2 separate regions of the Homo sapiens genome follow, and region 2 is linked to region 1. Evidence: chromatin loops called from intact Hi-C (ENCODE). Cell type or tissue: GM12878. All regions are shown on one strand. Links, peaks and the distances in the headings refer to the core of each region. The heading gives the core; the rest is flanking DNA.

What was found. Peaks named below come from ENCODE experiments on the same cell type or tissue, not always from the same donor. Only the 100,000 strongest peaks of a DNase experiment are listed, where the experiment ranks them.
Region 2: a loop joins it to region 1, with 2.6 times the contacts of the local background. A loop is called at or near these places in 6 of 110 quality-filtered maps.

Annotation. Positions count from the first base shown.
Region 1 is chr11:83,006,550-83,009,367 of GRCh38, reverse strand. The region is part of intron 1 of RAB30 (RAB30, member RAS oncogene family); the gene reads left to right. Among named protein-coding and RNA genes, the nearest start is that of SNORA70E, 34 kb to the left of the region's middle. RefSeq lists an enhancer at 1,442-1,501. In GM12878, for the core only: a CTCF peak has its summit at 1,408 (motif pointing right); DNase peaks (open chromatin) are centred at 1,304 and 2,317; H3K4me3 peaks cover 1,135 bases; H3K27ac peaks cover 1,853 bases.
Region 2 is chr11:82,926,017-82,928,834 of GRCh38, reverse strand. DDIAS (DNA damage induced apoptosis suppressor) reads right to left here. Exons shown (of 6, transcript NM_145018.4): 4 at 1-58. Among named protein-coding and RNA genes, the nearest start is that of DDIAS, 26 kb to the right of the region's middle. In GM12878, for the core only: a CTCF peak has its summit at 1,370 (motif pointing right); a DNase peak (open chromatin) is centred at 1,407.

The DNA of each region.
Region 1 (2,818 bases), core at 58-2,557:
TTGGCCGGGCGCGGTGGCTCACGCCTGTAATTCCAGCACTTTGGGAGGCCGAGGCGGGCGGATTGCCTGAGGTCAGAAGTTTGAGAACAGCCTGGCGAACATGGTGAAACCCAGTCTCTACTAAAAATATGAAAATTAGCCAGGCATGGTGGCGGGTGCCTGTAATCCCAGCTACTTGGGAGGCTGAGACAGAATTGCTTGAACCTGGGGTGTGGAGGTTGCAGTGAGCTGGGATCTCACCATTGTACTTCAGCCTGGGTGATGAGAAACTCTGCTCAAAAAAAAAAAAAAGGTTTCCCGCTTTTTGGCCATTTCTTTAATAAATACTTGTTGAATTCAACTTTAAGGAGCTCAGGGTTCATTGTTATGTGATGGAGTCTAACGTATATGGGAATTGAAGAGAGGTGAATTTGGGCCAGATTATGAAGAGCCTTGTTACACCATCCTACCTAAGGAGTTGAACTGCATCCTCAAGGCTGATAATTAGTTGGCACTTTTGGGAAAACACTTCGTAGACTGGCTGCAGGGAGCCTGGTTAGAAGTCCACAGTAGGCTGGGTGGGGGAGAGCTGACTAGTCCCTGAGCCATGTTGGTGCAGTGGGGACAGGGGTTAAGCAGGGGTGTATTCAAGCAGGCCTTGGTGACAGATAGGTTATGGTATGCTGTGTGAGTGTGTGTGCATGTGTGTGCGTCCATCCCTGCTGAGGGAAAATTTGTACCCTATCTTCTGCATAAGAATTTGCCATGATACAGGAATTTGCCAGGATAATGCACTGGAAAACACTTAGGAAACTAAAAGTGCTCTATAGATGTAAAAACATTGATAGTAACAGTATGTAAGAAATTCTGCCCAATGGGGTTGATTCAAGGATGCAATAATGGCCTGGTGTGTGTAAAGCTCTAGACAAGTAGTCATTCTTTTGCTTGACACAGGACCTGTCACAAACTTGGGAGAGTTCTTTTTTTGTCTTCATCTATTCAGGTTGCTGAGCATGTGGACACTTGCTTCCCTCTCACTTTTTCTCCTGCTTCCAGTGAGGAGGGAATCTGAACAGCTGAAGGAGGGGTCCAGCCTAGTGTGACAGTCTTCCAACAGGGAGAAGACATCTCTGTTCCTGGTAGGCCTCTGATCTCCGGGGCAGAGGACCATCAGGGGAAAGACTTGAGCCCAGTTCTGAGCCGTGGCCCTGACCTCTGGCTCCCTGGCCAGGCTGCTTTGTGTGTTCAGCCCGGTGGGAGGAGACTGAATAAGCTGATAAGAAGGTTCTTCCGGTCCAGCCAAGCAGGCGCAGGGAAGCTTCTGCAGAGGAAAGATTAGACACGGTCCCTGATTTAGAGAATACAAGGGGGAAGGCAATGGGGCAAAGCCCAGAGCTCTTTGCAGTGGTATTGTTTATTGTTGGAGGAGGACAACAGAGGGAGCCCCACCTGCTTGTGCAGAAGACAGAAACAGCAAGTTGGGTCTGCAAGTGCCTTTTTTAGGGCAGTTTAACAAACATGTTTTGCAGACAGAAGTCTCCAACTTGGAAGGGGGTCGATGAGTGGGAAGGGTATCCTTTTTCTTCCCCCAGGAAACAAAGCAGGAGTATTTCCAGGCACATCTGAGCCTCTTTGTCAAGCACCTGCTCCCAGGTGCTGTGGTACGAAACAAATTAGCCCCGCCTGGGGAGTTAACTGAGTGGGTCCTAAGCGGTGGCCTCTTCCCTTCTCTTCTCACCTATATGTGGAAAACCAAATCTGTGCTTAGTGTAGGGATGCTCCCCATGGCCAGCTTCTCACTATGGCAGAAAGAGCACCAGAAGATAATTCAGGTGTTTGCTTGGGTTAATGCTGATGAAATGCTGCTTTGTGGAATCATTCTCATGTTTGGAATCCCAAATCCGTTTTGTATTTCTAGGAATTAGGAAAATATCAAACATAATATATGAAGAATAAAATAAAATATTTGATTGTCTTGATTTTTGAAAATAGTATTATGGAGGTCTCAGGCCTGCTTTATTTTTCATTTTCATTTTTACTTTTTGCATATCTTGAAAAGTATTCTAAGGGCTGCTTCTGAGCTCCTTCCTCCTAACTCCACCCCCAATCCATGGCATGTGTTCATGCCAGCCACCCCTGACAGTTTTGTCTGTGGCCTTGCCCAATGGAGATTTATATGTGCAGATCTTATTTGTCCTGGCAGCAGCTCTGATTTGGAGTCAGGGGACCTGTGTTTGCTCTTCTGGCTCTGTTGCTTACATGCTGCGTGGCCTGAGGCAAGTCACTATCTTGGTTTCAAATCTCATTTCTGTAAAATGGGGAGAAAAAGATGAGCTCCTTCTGCTTCCTCAGAAATGTTCTGTGTCAGAGTGAAGTGAGAGTAATTTCTAAGCTGTAAGAATGTGTGAGAGTTTTGTTTTTATTCATGACACAAGCAAGCTATTGTTTGATCCATTGGTTTTGGCTGCCATACTGTGGATACTTGGTTTTGAGGGAAGTTGGTCTGAAAGAATGAATCCTCCTTGTAGAGACTCACTGTGCTGAGACATGGTTTAGAGAAAGCAGTGATACACACAATGAACTGGAAAAGCAACTCCAGAGTCTGGGTGGGACATTCCTTCCTGGGGTCCCTGTCCCATGAAGGGGTGCAGCTGGGCAAAGAGAAAGACACAAAGATTGAAACAGAGTACCCCAAATAGATTTTTTTTTAAACAGGGCCTCTCTCCCTGTATTAGGAAAACTGTCTTGCTTTTGAAGCACTACTATAGACTGAATAAAAAGGCAGAGTATAATTTAAGAGTTGGAGGTTATCTTCTTTCCTAGAAAGAGCTAAATATTA
Region 2 (2,818 bases), core at 27-2,526, 81 kb after region 1:
GTATCTGTAATTGGCATTTCCAGATTCACCAGTAGAGCCACATTTTGGACAATTAGACCTAGAAAAGTGGTGGAAAAAAGTGTGGAGATGTTCATTAAATGTTTTTCATATGATGAAAAATCCAGAACAGTAAAAATTTAAAATAACATTTTGTGTATAAATGCTCCTACACAACTCAAATTCTTCTTAAACTCTTTCAGATCAACTTATTTTAAATTTCTCTAGTCAGAATAGTTAGCGTTACTGATTTAAATTAAACAGCCCCAAGTTGATAGAAATACATACCAAATTGATGGAAAACTAAAGGAGAACTGTGCATGAAAGAGAGGACGAAAAGGCCGGGCGCGGTGGTTCACACCTGTAATCCCAGCACTTTGGGAGGCCGAGGCGGGTGGGTCACCAGGTCAGGAGATTGAGACCATCCTAGCTAACACGGTAAAACCCTGTCTCTACTAAAAATACATAAAAATTAGATGGGTGTGGTGATGGGCACCTGTAATCCCAGCTACTTGGGAGGCTGAGGCAGCAGAATGATGTGAACCCGGGAGGTGGATCTTGCAGTCAGCCAAGATCGCACCACTGCACTACAGCCTGGGGGGCAGAGTGACATTCCGTCTCAAAAAAAAAAAAAAAAAAAAAAAAAAAAAAAAAAAAAAAGAGGACAAAAAATAATCTCAAAATATTTAATACCTATTTATACACAAAGCACTTAATTGCATTTTTCTCACCATAATGAAAATTACTTTCTTTAATTCATTAGACTATGTTGATAACTTATCAGATTATAAAATTTGATATGAAAACCATGCAATTTAACTTGTTTTTTTAAGACAGTATGTAATGGTGGCTAAAGGCTTTCTAGTCAAAAAGTACACATCTACATGGCAGTGTAACTCTATTGCCATGTACTCATTGTCTGACAGTTACTAAATTCTTGAGTTCCTCATCTATGAAGTCCAGGGCTGAAGAAGGATTAAAATAGACAAATAAAGGGTCTAGTGCAAATACTGTGAAATTAGTGTTAGTCTGCTTCTCCCTCATAATTATATCAAGTATTGTGATAATTACTGTCACTTGTACTGTTAACTTCTCTTCTAGTTTGCAATGTATTATAACTCTGATTTCTATCTTTCAGGTTCTTAATGTCCACCCCTCAGTTAGGTTAACTTTATTTAACAGACAGAATAGTTTAAAAAATTTTTTTGAAATACAACAAGCACCTAAAAACATTTTATGGTAATGGCTAATACTAGAATTTTGTTTTTTCTTCAGATTGCTAAAGATCTTAAAAAAGAGTGGCAAAAGGCAAACAGAAAGCAAGGTGAAAGATGGTTGTATAAATTTGATTGTTGCCAGATGGCCACTAGGGGGAGTCTAAAATCTGTAGCTCTGAAAGTGACTCACCTTTATTAGATCTGTGCTGTTATTCTTCTGCCATACTGAGGATAGATCTATACCAACCCATTCATATAATCCTATACAAATCTGCTAGAGTTTGTGCTGTAGGTTAGCCATAGAATGAATTAAAGGTAATTGACTCACTAGGGGATAAAACTCCATTAGTACCAAACTCTAGGGAAATGAACTGTTTAAAATATATATTGGAATTTCTTTAAAGGCTATGCAATAATGCATACAGGTTTAATGTAAAATTCCTAGCAAAACTTAGACTAATATGCATTAGCATTCAGTTTACAAATGTTTTCAACATACATTATTTCATTTTTATAGGTAAAATTTACAAATGGGGAAATTAGTTTGAATTTTTATCTGAGATGACAAAGTTGGTAAATATATGACCCAAACCCAAGACTGTGAACTCGTATCATGAAGTTCTGATATTATGATATGATAACAGTGGGACCAAATGGTTAAAATAAAGAACTGCTTGCAATGACAGTATCAATAATAGCCTCAAAAAACTATGTCTATTAGTGTTCATGCATTTACATATTAAACTATATATATTTTTATAAAGTACATATGTATAATGAAGATATTTATTTATATAGTTTTCTTTAATCCTTTTAGGAACGATGCTGGATTAAAATAAATGTTAGTGTGGTGTAATACAGATTAGAGCTTCTCAAACATTAATATGTATACAAATCATCCAGAGATCTTGTTAAAATGAAGATTCTGATTCAGGAAGTCTGGGATGAGGCCCAAGATCCTGCATTTTTAATAAGCTCCCAGGTAATACTGATGCAGATGTACCTTAGGCCATACTTTGAGAAACAAGGATATAGACAACATATTCACATCACCGTCCCGATTTAACTTCTAGAGGCACCCATATTTCTAAAATGTCATTTGTTACAGAATAGCAGTTTTCAAACTTTTTGGTTTCACACTCCTTTAATACTCTTAAAAAATTATTGAGAATATCAAAGAGTTTTGTTTATGTGAATAGTATCTATTTTTTTTATTCAAAAATATTTACTTGGGCCAGGCGTGATGGCTCACACCTGTAATCCCAGCACTTTGGGAGGCTGTGGCGGGCAGACCACTCAAGCTCAGGAGTTCGAGTCCAGCCTGGGAAACATGGCAAAACTGTGTCTCTACAAAAAATACAAAAATTAACGAACGTGGTGGCATGCGCCTGTAGTCCCAGCTACTTAGGAAGCTGAGATGGGAGGATTGCTTGAGCTCAGGCGGCAGAGGTTGTGGTGAGCTGAGATTGTGCCATTGAACTCCAGTCTGGAGGTGACAGAGCCAGACCCTGTCTCAAAAAAAAAAAAAAAAATTACTTGCCAAAGATTGAATATATTCAAGGTATACAACATGGTGATTTGAAATACGTCTACACTGTATAATG